Linked DNA regions of Homo sapiens: region 1 is linked to region 2. The links are chromatin contacts, found by Hi-C or POLR2A ChIA-PET in ENCODE. All regions are on one chromosome and are shown on one strand. The core of a region is the stretch at or near the end of the contact, and the rest is flanking DNA. Distances in the headings are between cores, read along the strand shown. Region 1 has its middle 32 kb from the start of NFKBIA. Region 2 overlaps PRORP (protein only RNase P catalytic subunit).

Region 1 (7,158 bases), core at 843-3,342, 160 kb before region 2:
GCCAACGCACAGGATCATGAGAAACAATCAAGGTTGTTTTAAGCCACTGAGTTTTTGGCTGGTTTATTACACAGCAATAGGTAACTGAAACACATGGGAATGTGGACGCAGTAGGATGCTAAGGCAGAAATTAAAATACAAAGGAAGATGTTCATCGTAATCGAGACTTTGTAAAATGCATGCCTATACCACAAACCAGGATTAGAAGCTACTTTAAAATTAAATAAAGTGCCTGCTGCTCATTGGGTTACTTTTTAAAGTATATATTTCTTTAAAAGTGCTGTAAGAAACTTCAAAAAGCCAGTCATAGCTCCTGCTATCAAGAACTTCCAGTCATTGGGAAAAGTAATGCCAGGGAGCTCTTAAGAACAGTGCTGGTGACTCCCAGCCCAGAGAGGGACTGCCTGGATAGGAGAGGTTCTGGGGCTAGCGGAAGGCCAGTGCAGCTTGCAGGAGAAGCAACCTATATGTTCTTTTTATTGAAAAGTGTCTCTCCATAAGGAAGGAGCTCCACCATCGAACAGAATGAATGTGTGTGTGTGTGTGTGTGTGTGTGTGTGCGCGCGCGTGTGACTCTATCCTCGGGAAAGCCCCCAGTCCTGAGCCTGGTGGTTGAGACAGGACTGGGCTCTGCCTCCAGGCTCACAGGGCCTTTTTGGGACCCAGTGACAAGTCTTGAACTCTCAGCTCTTCAAGTCAGCTTCAGACCAAACCATGCTGGGCTTGCCCTCAGCAAGTGGGTGACACGATATGACATGCAGTGCTGGATGTTCTGCAGTTAGTTGAGCTCTCGCTGGCTGAAATATACCATATGTGAGCTGTGCGTGAAATTAGGAAAATTACAGCATTGGTAAGGAAGGCATGACATCTGGGAAAGTACCTTTTTTTTTTTTTTTTTTTTGAGATGAAGTGTTGCTCTTTGTTCCCCAGGCTGGAGTGCAATGACATGATCTCCACTCAGTGCAACCTCTGCCTTCCAGGTTCAAGTGATTCTCCTGCCTCAGCCTCCTGAGTAGCTGGGATTACAGGCATGTGCTACCATGCCCAGCTAATTTTTGCATTTTTAATAGAGATGGGGTTTCACCATGTTGGCCAGACTGGTCTCGAATTCCTGACCTCACATGATCCACCTGCCTTGGCCTCTCAAAGTGCTGGGATTACAGGTGTGAGCCACCTCACCCGGCCTGGAAAGTACTTTAAAAAAAAAAAAAAAAACTTGGCCAGGTGTAGTGGCTCACACCTGTAATCCCAGCACATTGGGATGCCGAGGCGGGCAGATCACGAGGTCAAGAGTTCGAGACCAGCCTGGCCAACATGGTGAAACTCCAGCTCTACTAAAAATACAAAAATTAGCTGGGCATGGTGGCGTGCACCTGTAGTCCCAGCTACTTGGGAGGCTGAGGCAAGAGAATCGCTTGAACCCGGGAGGCAGAGGTTGCAGTGAGCCAGGATTGTGCCACTGCCCTCCAGCCTGGCGAGAGAGCAAGACTCCGCCTCAAAAACAAACAAACAAACAAACAAAAAAACCCTTAGGTAATTTGGCAAAACAAGCTACTATAAAGACATTCCATCCTTTCAATTTCTTGACTATAGTGTTCATATACATTTTATATACATTTATAAGCTCAAATGAATATTAATAATATCAATATTAAATTAATAATGAATATTAATAAAAAACTAGGATGCCATTGATCATGCTGTGTGCGAAAGTTTGGCTGGGATTTTATGACCTATTTAGAGGCAAATTTTCTGTTAGCACTATTGTGTCTGGTTCATGAGATGAACTAATAGTTATTTCCTGGTGTTTCAGGTAGCCCTGGCTACCTGGCCCCAGCTAGTCTGCCATCCTCTCGCAGAAGCACATCATGTAATTCAGCCATTCCAGACCCAATCACTTCTGAAAAAGTGGGAGCACTGTTTCTGCCAACCCAGAGTCTTTTGTAACTGAGCCCGGGTCTCCTGCAGAGAGAGTTACGCAGGGAGATCTTGGTTCGATCTGACTCTTTAAAGGGAAGAACACTGTGTTTGCGACACTTCTGGTCCTCCTTGTGAAATGAAGTGCTGAGTCACCTCTATGAGGAATTCCTGTAATGAGCTTCCTAGATTTCCCAAGCCTCCTTTTATATTCATTTTTCCTTGATTAAGAAATGAGTGCAGGCCGGGTGTGTTGGCTCATGCCTGTAATCCTAGCACTTCGGGAGGCCAAGGAGGGAGGATCACTTGAGCTCAAGTGTTCGAAACCAGCCTGGGTCACATGGTGAAACCCCATCTCTACAAAAAATACAAAAGAATTAAAAGAATTAGCTGGGTGTGGTGGTACATGACTGTAGTCCCAGCTACTTGGGAGGCTGATGCAGGAGAATTGCTTGAACCTGGGAGATAGAGGCTGCAGTGAGCTGAGATTGTGCCACCGCACTCCAGCCTGGGTGACAGAGCGAGACCCTGTCTCAAAAAAAAAAAAAAAATGGTAGCCTAGTCAATATCACAGAAGGTAGGGAGACATAGGTGTTAACAGCTGGGACTCCTTCAGGTGCAGCACAGGGGGCTTTGAAACAGAACCTGTCTCTTTCTCTCTCTCTCTCTTTTTTTTTTTTTTTCTTGAGACGGAGTTTCACTCTTGTTGCCCAGGCTGGAGTGCAGTGGCACGATCTCAGCTCACTGCAACCTACACCTCCCAGGTTCAAGCAATTCTCCTGCCTCAGCCTCCTGAGTAGCTGGGATCACAGGCACGTGCCATCACGCCCGGCTAATTTTTGTATTTTTAGTAGAAATGGGGTTTCACCGTATTGGCCAGGCTGGTCTCGAACTCCTGGTCTCAGGTGATCCACCTGCCTCAGCTTCCCAAAGTGCTGGGATTATAGGCGTGAGCCACCGCGCCTGTCCTCTATCTCTTTCTTTTTTCTTTTTTTTTTTTTGAGACAGAGTCTCACTCTGTCACCCAGGCTGGAGTGCAATGGCACAATCTCTGCTCACTGCAACCTCCGCCTTCCGGGTTCAAGCGATTCTCCTGCCTCAGCCTCCTGAGTAGCTGGGATTACAGGCGCACACCACCACGCCTGGCTAATTTTTGTAATTTTGGTAGAGCCGGAGTTTCACCATGTTGGTCAGGCTGGTCTCGAACTCCTGACCTCGTGATCCACCCACCTCGTGATCTGCCTGCCTCAGCCTCCCAAAGTGCTAGGATTACAGACATGAGTCACCGCGCCTGGCCTCTCTCCCTCCCTCCCTTTTCTTTTCTTTTCTTTTCTTTTCTTTCTCTTTCTTTCTTTCTTTCTCTTTCTTTCTTTCTTCCTTCCTTCCTTTCTTTCTTTTTCTTTCTCTTTCTCTCTTTCTCTTTCTTTTTTCTTCTTTTTCTTTTTTTTTTTTTTTAGATATGAGGTCTACACTATGTTGCCCAGGCTGGTCTTGAACTCTTGGGCTCAAGCAATCCTCCTGCCTGTGCCTCCCAAAATTCTGGGATTACAGGCATGAGCCACCACACCTGGTCCAGAACCTGCCCTTTCTATTTGCTAAAGGCTCCATTCATAGACGCAGGAAAGACTGCTGGCCAGGACCCTTCCCTGGGAAAAGAGGGGCCAGCTGCATACACAGTGTTGACTTTCTGCCCAAATGGTCTGCTTCAAAAGTCCACTTTGTCTCAATGGGAACTTTTAGTTCTGACTGCTCAGTGCCCCAGGCCTCTGATATCCTGATGAGGGGAAGGCACTAGTTACTACTGTTTCTGGCTTGCTAGTCCTGCACCTTGGCTTGCCTTCCAGCCTCATTGTTTTTGTTTTGTTTGAGACAGGGTCACACGCCATCTCCCAGGCTGGAGTGCAGTGGTGCAATCATGTCTCACTGTGGCAGCCTCAACCTTGCAGGCTCAAGCAATTATCCTATCTCAGCCTCCTGAGTAGCTGGGACTACAGGTGCATGCCACCACACCTGGCATTGTAGACACAGGGTCCCACTATGTTGCCCAGGCTGGTCTAGAACTCCTTGGCTCAAGCAATCCTCCTGCCTTTGCCTCCCAAAGTGCTGGGATTACAGGTGTGAGCCACCGTGTCCTGGCCCAGCCTCATTGTTGTGCAGTCTGAACAACCAAGCTCCTGGTGAGAATTCCATGACCCACCCTCCAGCAGGCAGCAACAGGGGTGGGCCCAGGGTCCAGCTGGACGCATTCCTTATGGTCTCCTCTTGCCCACTGGCAGCCAAGGATCTGGTCTGAGCAAGGCCTTCTAACAGTTCACTGTTGGAGTCCTCACTGTGAATAACCAAGAAAAACTTCCTTGCTCTTGGGGCCCGGTTTGCCTGGGCAGGCTTTGTGAGTCCCTGCTCAGAGGACCTCCTGATACTCCATCAAGGGAGGGAGGCCACCATGGAGTCACTTCTGGGAAGGCAATAGAACGCAGTGGTTCATGGTGGCCTCCTGGCCTCACTGCCTGCCAACTGTGGGACCTTGAGCACATCTCCTAACCTTTCTGTGCCTCAATTTGCTTACCTTTCAATTGAAGGATTTTGTAGTTCCTACCTGTGGTATGGAAAGAAGTAACCCAAACACTTGACCCATGATAAGCTCTCAATAATGTGACCATTAATATTAGTTATTGGGGCCGGGTGTGGTGGCTCACACCTGTTATCCTAGCACTTTGGGAGGCTGAGGCGGGTGGATCACTTGAGGTTAGGAGTTTGAGACCAGCCTGGCCAACATGGTGAAACCCCGTCTCAACTAAAAATACAAAAATTAGCCAGGTGTGGTGCTGCATGCCTGTAATCCCAGCTACTTGGGAGGCTGAGGCACAAGAATTGCTTGAACCCGGGAGGCAGAGGTTGCAGTGAACTGAGATCGTGCCACTGCACTCCAGCCTGGGTGATACAGCTAGACTCCATCTCAAAAAAAAAAAATTAGTTATTGGGCAGTGGGGAGACTATGAAGATCTTTTATCTGCCCCATTTTAGAAAATAATCCCAGTTGGTCCCACTAATCGGAGTCAACACCCCCCACCCCCATCCCCCAAACCACCTGGGCTGCAGAAGGCCTTGTCTCAGCCGGATAGCCTAGAGATGCGGCATCTAGATCTTCTTCAGTCCAGTCCTTGGATTTCCATGGCTTCTGCCCTAGAATGACTGTCCATCCACATTCAGCACACACTTTTCAAGTTAGGCATGAATGGGGAGGTGGAAAGTTGCTCAGGAAGCTGTGTGCTGTGCAGGAAGAAAGAACACTGGCATCACATAGTCAGTGTGGATTGATATCTATATTTCTACCCTACTTTGGAAGATCCCAAGAGATGGAATCTCAGAAAAGGGAACGGTCACCACTCCCATAGGAGTGCCCTCCTATGGGAGGGCTTTGTAACTAACTGTCCAACAGGTTCTTCTTGCCTGCTGCCCAGATAGAGCCAATTTATCAAGACAGGGGAACTGCAATAGAGAAAGAGTTTAATATACCAAGAGCTGACTAAATAAGAGACCACAATTTTATTATTACTAAATCAGCCTCTCTGAAAATTCGGAGGCTAGGGTTTTTCAAGTATAGCTTGGTGGGCAGGGGACGAGGGAGTCAGTATCGCTGAATGGCTGGGGATGCGATCATAGTGGTGTGGAAAATGGTCCTCTTGCACTGAGTCCATTTCTGGGTGTGGGGCACACAAAAGTTGGGTCAAGAGGCCTGGTCTTCAGAAATGCAAACGGCTGAAAAGCCATCTCAGAAGGCCAGTCTCAGGTTCTACAATAGCGATGTATGTGATATAAGAAAGTAATTGGAGAAGTTACAAATCTTGTGACTTCTGGAATAATGGCTGGTAATCATTGAACTATGTGTACATCTTAGCAGAGCTCAAGCCCCTCTCATCGTCCTAACCTGGTGGCCTTTCATTCATTTTACAAAAGTGGTTTAATTTTGTAGAAGAGCTATTATCATTTAAACTATAAACTAAATTTCTCCCAGCGTTAGCTTGGCTCACACCTAAGAATGACCAGGGGCACTTTGGAGGTTAAAGGCAGGATGGAGTTGGTTAAGTCAGATCCCTTTCACTGTCATCATTTCCTCATCCTCACTGTTAAATTTTTTGCAAAGGCAGTGTCAGCTTCAGGAGGAGGTGGCATTTACTTTTCTTAATATGCCAAGGATTCTGAAAAACCAGTTTTCAACTAAGCCTCTTTGGTCTGAGACTCCAGGCTTTTGGCAAAGAGTTTAGAAAAGCTGCTCAGAGAACGCTGAGTGCCAAGAGAGCAGGGTTAGAGGGAAGGGCGCTGCACCAAGCTGGGATTCCTGGGTTCTGGTCCGGCTCTGCAACTCATGAGCAAGCTCCAACTCCCAGGCCCCTTCCTGGTCTGTGAAATTCAGGTGATTAGAGAACTGGTCAGAAGCTCCCCAACCTCTCCTCTAGCTTGCAAAGTCTAGCTTCCTTTGCGTTGCAGTCCCCGCCCCAACCCGGGCTGTACATCTGGACACCTGGAGGACACAACAGGATTCATCTGACTCATATTACGGTAACAGGATGCGTTTCTTGCTGCTCTCTAGACCTGGAAAAAAACATGAGTGCCAAGCGTGGACCAGTCTGAGACCGTTTCCTGTTTCTCCGAAAGCTGACTGGCTGTCAGCATCCCGGGGCGGTGTGTGCCAGAAAAGGCAGCATCTCCTAGTGAGCCCCGACCTCCGGCCGCCCCTTTTCCTTCTAGGACTGGGTGTGGCCCCTGGGTCCGCTTATTGGCGTCTGGCCCAGGAGCTGAGAAGTGTCATCCCTGCCCTACCAGGAGCTGAGAAGTGTCATCCCTGCCCTACCACGGGTGGAGCTGGTGCGGAAGGAGGGGCCTCCCCGCAGCCCGGCCGCACCTGCAGGGCCCTGTATGCCCAGGTGCCCCCGCACCCGGCTTGGTACAGCGGTGGTCTCAGTCGGATCCATGATGGACATATGATCCCCGGTGCCTCCGGAGGCCCCACCTGGGGAGGAGTGTGCTTGGCACATCCATAGGTCTGAAACGGGAGTTTGCGGCGGGGCCTGCTCCCAGAATGTATTCATTCACACTGCCAGACTCCAGGCCCATCAGTTCCTTCAAATCCACTGAGCTGGGATCTTGCAGGCCCCGAGACCCCAGCATGGAGGGTGGCGTTCATGGAGGCCTTTTTGACGGGATCAGGTGGGGTGAGGAGAGGGTCTGAGATACTTTTTG
Region 2 (7,317 bases), core at 8-2,507:
GGGAGTCTGAAGACACAAAATTAAGCTGAGATTCTACCATTGTTCAGTTCCTTTCAAGAAGATGCTAAAGTACTGAGAAATACCACAGCACCCTCTTTTGGAAGAAATGCATTGTTCTTCACAGGCAACCTGCTTGAATCATTAAGTTTTTAGAGCTGAAAGAATCTTTAGAGAATATTAAGTCTGGTCTCCTCATTATCTCCTTATAAATAAGGAAACTGGGGTTTGAACAGGAAAAGAGACCACCGAAGATCATAAAAGGAGGTAGCAACAGAGCTGAGAATGAAGCCCCACATCAAATCCTAACCAGAGCTTATTTTTCTGATCTTGCCATTCTTTATTCAATAAATATTTTAAGGTTAAAAAAAAATGCTTTCCCAATCCTCAGAAAGTCTGAAGGCCTATACTCAAAAGGCACTCAAGACACCCACCTTTGTTTTGTTTTGAGATGGGAGTCTCGCTCTGTCGCCCAGGCTGGAGTGCAGTGGCACGATCTCGGCTCACTGAAACCTCTGCCTCCTGGGTTCAAGCGATTCTCTTGCCTCAGCCACCCAAGTAGCTGGGATTACAGGTGTGCACCACCACACCCAGATAATTTTTGTATTTTTAGTAGAGATGCAGTTTCGCCATGTTGGCCAGGCTGGTCTCGAACTCCTGGCCTCAGATGATCCACCCACCTCAGCCTCACAAAGTGTTGAGATTATAGGCGTGAGCCACCACACCCGGCCCCAGCTTTGTTTTGGGGTGCCAGGAACCACACCCATGTAAGATGGAGAAAAGTCTTATTTTAGAAAAACATGTCCATTCTTGCCCTGCTGCTTAAGAAGTCAGAGTAATAGATAACTTATATAACCACACAACCTCTGCATTTGTCTACTAATAATACATCTTTTTAAGATGCAACAGAAGATAAGCATATAAATCATTCCATTTAACTTCAGAAAACAAAATCGTAATATGAGAATACACTCAATATTTGTTTGGGGCTTCTGACCACATAATTGACCTAATGTACTGGGATATTATTCTAAACTCCTACAATTTCATTATTTAGGCTGGTTTACAAATGGCTACCCATAAAAAATACAACTCTTCTTCAAAAATAATACAGGGCTTGTCATTTCAGCTTTTCTCATTCTCCTGCTCCTAGATCTGAGAAGTACCCTTGCTTCCCAGACAGTATTCTTTGAAAGAACATGCTGTTTTCCTCTTATTTGAAGGATGACTCACTAAAATAAACAAATGAACATTCTGACAAGTGATGAATAAAGAATGTGTGGCTTTTATCATCATCACCATTAACAGTCTTTAAAGTGTACTAAGCAGATGCACAGGGAATATGATACAGGTATACATTATTTTATTGCACATTACTTTACAGATATTCATTTTTTACAAATTGAAGATTGGTGGCAGTCCTGTGTTTAGCAAGTCTATTAGTACCATTTTTCCAACAGCACTTCTTGTCTTTATGTCACATTTTGGTACTTCTCACAATATTTCCAATTTTTCATTATTATTATATCTGTCATAGTGATCTGTGATCTTGGATGTTACTACTGTAATTGTTTTGGGGTGCCATGAACCACACTCACGTAAGATGGAGAATCTAATCGATAAATGTTGTGTGTGTTCTGACTGCTCCACCCATCAGCTGTTCTTCCATCTCTCTCCCTCTCTTCCCTTTCCCCAAGACATAATAATATCAAAATTAGGCCAATTAACCCTGTGATGACCACTAAGTGTTCAAAAGTGAAAGGAAGAGTTGCACATTTCCTACCTTAAATAAAAATCTACAGATGATTAGTGAGGAGGGCATGTTGAAAGCCAAGACAGGTCAAAAGCTAGGCCTTTTGTGCCAGTTACCCAAGTTGTGTATGCAAAGAAAAAGGTTTTTTTCCTTTATTTTTATTTTATTTTTTTTAAGGAGACAGGATCTCACTCTGCAGACTGGAGTGCAGTTGTGCAATCACAGCTCACTGCAGCCTTGAACTCCTGGGCTGAAGTGATCCTCCCACCAGCTTTCCAAGCTAGGACTATAGGAATGAGCCACCGTGCCCAACCAGGAAAAGTTCTTGAAGGAAATTTAAAGTGTTATGCCAGTGAACACGCAAACGATAAAGAAAGCAAAACAGCCTATTGCTGAGATGAAGTTTTTGTGGCCTGGGTAGAAGACAAAACCAGCCACAACATGCCCTTACACCAAAACGTAATCCAGAGCAAGGCCCTAAACTCTCTTCAATTCTATGAAGTTTGAGAGAGGCAAGAAAGCTGCAGAAGAAAAGCTGGAAGTTGGCAGAGGTTGGCTCATGAGGTTTAAAGAAAGTAGGCATCTCCATGACATAAAAGTGTAAGACGAAGTAGCAAGTGCTGATGGAGAAGCTGCAGTGAGTTATTCCGAAGACCTAGCTAAGATCATTGATAAAGGTGGCTATACTAAACAACAGATTGGCAATGGAGACAAAAAAGCCTTCTATTAGAAGATGCCATCTAGGACTTTCATAACTAGAGAAGAGAAGTCAATGCCTGGCTTCAAAGCTTCAAAGGAGAGGCTGACTCTCTTGTAAGGGCTAATGTAGCTGTTGTCTTTAAGTTGAAGCCAATGCTCACTCACCAGTCCAAAAATCCTAGGGCCCTTAAGAATTATGCTAAATCTACCCTGCCTGTGCTTTATCAACGGAACAACAAAGCCTGGATGATGGCACATCTGTTTCCAGCATGATTTACTGAGTATTTTAAGCCCAGAAAATGAGCTCAGAAAGATTCCTTTCAAAATATTACTGTTCATTGACAATGCACCTAGTCACCCAAGAGCTCTTATGGAGATATACAAGGAGATGAATGCTGTTTTCATGCCTGTGAACACAACATCCATTCTGAAGCCCATAGCTCAAGGAGTAATTTACACTTTCAAATCTTATTATTTCAGAAATACATTTCATAAGGCTATAGCTGCCATAGTGACTCCTCTGATGGATCTAAGCAAAATCAATTGAAAACTTTCTGGAAAAGAGTCACTATTCCACATGCCAGCAAGAACATTCATGATTCATGGGAGGAGGTCAAAATACCAATAGTAACAGGAGTTTGGAAGGTGTGGATTCCAATACTCATGGATGGCTTGGTGGGATTAAAAAATTCAGTGGAGGAAGTTGCTGCAGATGTGGAAACAGCAAGAGAACTAGAATTAGAAGGGGAGCCTGAAGATGGGACTGAATTGCTGTAACCTCATAATAAAACTTGAACCTATGAGGAGTTGCTTGTTATGGAGAAACAAAGAAAATGGTTTCTTGAGACAGAATCAAAATGTACTCCTGAAGAAGATGCTGTGAACGTTGTTGAAATGATAACAAAGGATATGGAATATTCCATAAGTTTAGTTGATACAGCAAGTGAAAGGGTTTAAGAGGATTGACTCTGACTATCAAAGAAGTCCTACTATGGGTAAAATGCTATCAAACAGCATTGCGTGCTACAGAGAAATCTTTTGTGAAAGGAAGAGTCAATCAATGCAGCAAATTTCATTGTTATCTTTAAGAAATCGCCACAGCCACCCCAACTGTCAGCAACAACCACCCTATCAGCAGCCATCAACACTGAGGCCAAGATCCTCCAAGAAAAAAATATTAGGATGCCCTGAAGGCTCAGATGATTTAAGCATTTTTTAGCAATAAAGTATTTTAAAATTTAGGTATGTGCATTATTTTTAGACATAATGTTATTGCATACATAATAGACTACAGTATAGTATAAACGTAACTTTTATATGCACTGGGAGACCAAAAAACTTGTGTGACTTTTTATTGCAGTGGTTTGGAACCAAACTTGCAATATCTCTGCAGTATACGTATATTTCTTCTTGGCTGATAGTTATCTGTCTATTGATGAAGCTGTAAAAACAAGAATCATTCATTCTTCTGCAAATATTTACTGAGCAGCCATTATACACAAGGCATGGTCTTAGGTGCTGGGAATATAGCAGTAAATAAAAGAGGCCAAGTCTCTGTTCTCACAGAACTTACATGCTTTAGAGGTGGGAAGCTGTCAGTAAACAAAAACAAATAAATAAGATGTTTAAGAAGTGCTGAGAAGACAATAAAACAGATAATATACGAAAAAACTTTAAAAGTATCTCTATAGTGTTACCCACTAAAAAACGTTCACCAGTTCCACTATGGTACCTGAGCCAATCCTATATATGTATATCACTGTTCATTATGATGTAATAGGATAGGAGCATGAGGCCTGTAGTAATTTGCTTTACTAAAGAAAACTGTTTTGACCAGGCGTGGTGGCTCGCATCTATAATCTTAACACTTTGGGAGGCTGAGCTGGAAGGATCGCTTGAGCCCAGCAGTTTAAGACCAGCCTGGGCAACATAGTAAGACCCTGTGTCTCTACAAAAAAATAATTTTTAAAAAACTAGCCAGGTGTGGTAGCATGCACCTGTAGTCTCAGCTACTTGGGAGGCTGAGGTGGGAGGATAGCTTGAGTCTGGGAGATCAAGGCAGCAGTGAGCCATTTCATGCTACTGTACTCCAGCCTAGGAAACAGAAGGGGACTTTGTCTTAAAAAAAAAAAAAAAAAAAAAAAAAAAAAAAAGGCAAAAGAAAAGAAGAAAAGGAAAACTTTTCCAGAAGCCCAGCAGGCATATCTTAGTATTCCCGATATCTAAATTAATTTATTTATCTAGTATCTAAATTTGGTGACTTAGGTATTTCTAGCTAGTTGCATGTGTTGATTTTCAAGATAACTGATACTTATCAACATGAGCCTCTTCCTGCAAAATTCTGCCACTGTCAGAATACTAGCTATTCTTGCCACTCCTGCTGACTTCCCTGTATAAGTCTTTTTCTATGGGCTGAATAAAACTCCTAACTACAAACTAAAAGTTAAAAACAAAAAACAACCAAGATGTATCTGAAGTCAGATATATTTTATATGACTTTGTACCTCATTCATTTTCTGGATGCAATATAATTCAAAGCAGAGAATAAGATGAAACATATTCATGATCCAAAATTAACCATTTTGTTAGTGGAGAAAGGAAGAATATAGATGTTTTTTGACAAGTAATTACTGGGGACTGAGTTTGCACTTTATAGGTAGGAATATTTTTCCAGTAACTCAGCCAAAGGTCCTTCTTCTAGTCAAATAAAATAAAAACTTCAATTCATAATACTTAACCAAGTTCTTTTTTTTCCATTTGTGAGTATGTGTGCAGTTTTATGGATTTTAATGACAACCACAATTAGGATACAGAACAATTTTACTGTTAATTTTAATTTTTACAATTCTGTGCTGATTAATATTTTAACACCAGCATGTGTTTTTTATTTTGATAAGAGAAACTTAAAGATCTTATCTCATTTAGAGAGAGTGCTCTAGTGAAAATCAGAGAAGATATATTAGTGGGGTATGAAACTAGAGGAAGGATAGAAGACAAGTAATAAAATAACCCAACATTGCTAGAGGGAATGTAACTCAACTGAGCACATATGTCAAGAAATCAAGAGAGGCCAGGCATGGTGGCTCACGCCTGTAATCCCAGCACTTTGGGAGGCCGAGGACGGTGGATCACCTGAGGTCAGGAGTTTAAGAGCAGCCTGGCCAACCTGGTGAAACTCCATCTCTACCAAAAATGCAAAAATTAGCCAGGTGTGGTGGCATGGCCTGTAATCCCAGCTACTCAGGAGGCTGAGGCAGGAGAATCGCTTGAACCTGGGAGGCAGAGGTTGCAGCCACTGCACTCCAGCCTGGGCAACAGAGCGAGACCCTGTCTCAAAAAACAAAACAAAACAAAAAGAAATCAAGACAAATGAATAAAGGAAAAAAAATCCTAAGAACTTTCTGACAAGGAAACTAAAATTAAAACCGACCTTAACATGAAACAGTATAATTAGGGCTTGCTGTGATGAACATCACTACTTCTTTTGCACTTATTAGGAAATTTGTCTGCTAAGTCAGTATAGACAGACTATGGAAATTTATGAGGAGGAAGGTACTCCTTATGTTTGAAGGTCTAGAACTGCTGTCCAACGTGGAAGCCACTAGCTACATATTACTATCATTGAGCTCTTAAAGTATGGTGGCTAATTAGAATTGAGATGTACTGGATTTGTATAAAAGTTACTATAATAAAGACGGTAAAGTATTTCATTAATAACTTTTTTTTTTTTGAGGCAGAGTCTCACTCTGTCGCCGAGGCTGGGGTTCAGTGGCACGATCTCGGCTCACTGCAACCTCTGCCTCCTGGGTTCAAGTGAGCATGTCTGGCTAATTTTTGTATTTGTATTTTTATTTATTTTTATTTTTATTTTTTGAGACAAAGTCTCACTCTGTCACCCAGGCTAGAGTGCAGTTGTGCAATCTCGGCTCACTGCAACCTCTGCCTCCCAAGTTCAAGTGATTGCCTCCCAAATTCAAGTGATTCTCGTGCCTCAGACTGCTGAGTAGCTGGGATTACAGGCGTATACCACCAGGCCTGGCTAATTTTTGTATTTTTAGTAGAGACAAGGTTTCATTCACCATGTTGGCCAGGCTGGTCTAGAACTCCTGACCTCAGGTGATCCACCCACCTTGGCCTCCCAAAGTACTGGGATTACAGGTGTGAGCCACCATGCCCGGCCTAATTTTTGTATTTTTAGTAGAGACGGGTTTTCACCATGTTGGCCAGGCTGGTCTCGAACTCCTGACCTCAAATGAGCTGCCTGCCTCGGCCTCCCAAAGTGCAGGGATTACAGGTGTGAGCCACCATGCCCGGCCATTAATAATTTTAAGTTACATGTTGAAATGATAGCATTTTGGATGTGCTGGCTTAAATAAAATTTAAAACTATTTGACCTGTTAATTTTAACTTTTTAAATTGTGGCTACTAGAACATTTAAAATTACATTATATGTCTTTATAATGTTTAGAAATTATTATTACTTTTAGAGATGGGGCTTCACTAAAATAATAGTCTGCCCCGTCAGGCCTTGAACTCCTGGGCTCAAGGGATTCTCCTGTTTCAGCCCCAGGAGTAGCTGGGACTACAAGCGCTCACCACTATGCCCAGCTAAAACCACATTATATTTCTATTGGTGCTAATCTAGAATGTCACTGGTCAACTCTATGAAAACCACTTTGCACAGGCTGACAGCATAGTACTGATAAGGCCAGTGATATGGGTTACATCTTTAACTATAGTCTTTTTTTTTTTTTGAGATGGAGTCTTGCTCTTTTGCCCAGGCTGGAGTGCAGTAGCACGATCTCGGCTCACTGCAACCTCTGCCTCCTAGGTTCAAGCGATTCTTCTGCCTCAGCCTCCCAAGTAGC

Evidence for each region. A loop is a pair of places that touch in the nucleus more often than their neighbours do. ChIA-PET counts read pairs that join two places held with the same protein, here RNA polymerase II (POLR2A). Pooled maps may share reads with other maps.
Region 1: POLR2A ChIA-PET joins it to region 2 with 12 read pairs in MCF 10A. The contact joins two enhancer-like sites. A Hi-C loop is called at or near these places in 4 of 50 pooled maps. POLR2A ChIA-PET finds 5 or more read pairs at or near these places in 7 of 52 experiments (A673, AG04450, MCF 10A and 4 more).

What each region holds. Positions count from the first base shown.
Region 1 is chr14:35,369,430-35,376,587 of GRCh38, reverse strand. No RefSeq gene overlaps it. Among named protein-coding and RNA genes, the nearest start is that of NFKBIA, 32 kb to the left of the region's middle. RefSeq lists an enhancer at 1-5 and a cis regulatory region at 6,581-6,851. Within about 2 kb of position 2,092, at least 15 of the 41 ENCODE cell types and tissues checked have a DNase peak (open chromatin) inside an H3K27ac peak, as active enhancers do.
Region 2 is chr14:35,208,036-35,215,352 of GRCh38, reverse strand. All of the region lies in intron 5 of PRORP (protein only RNase P catalytic subunit), which reads right to left. The region is part of intron 5 of PRORP-PSMA6 (PRORP-PSMA6 readthrough); the gene reads right to left. Among named protein-coding and RNA genes, the nearest start is that of PSMA6, 81 kb to the left of the region's middle. Within about 2 kb of position 1,257, at least 4 of the 41 ENCODE cell types and tissues checked have a DNase peak (open chromatin) inside an H3K27ac peak, as active enhancers do.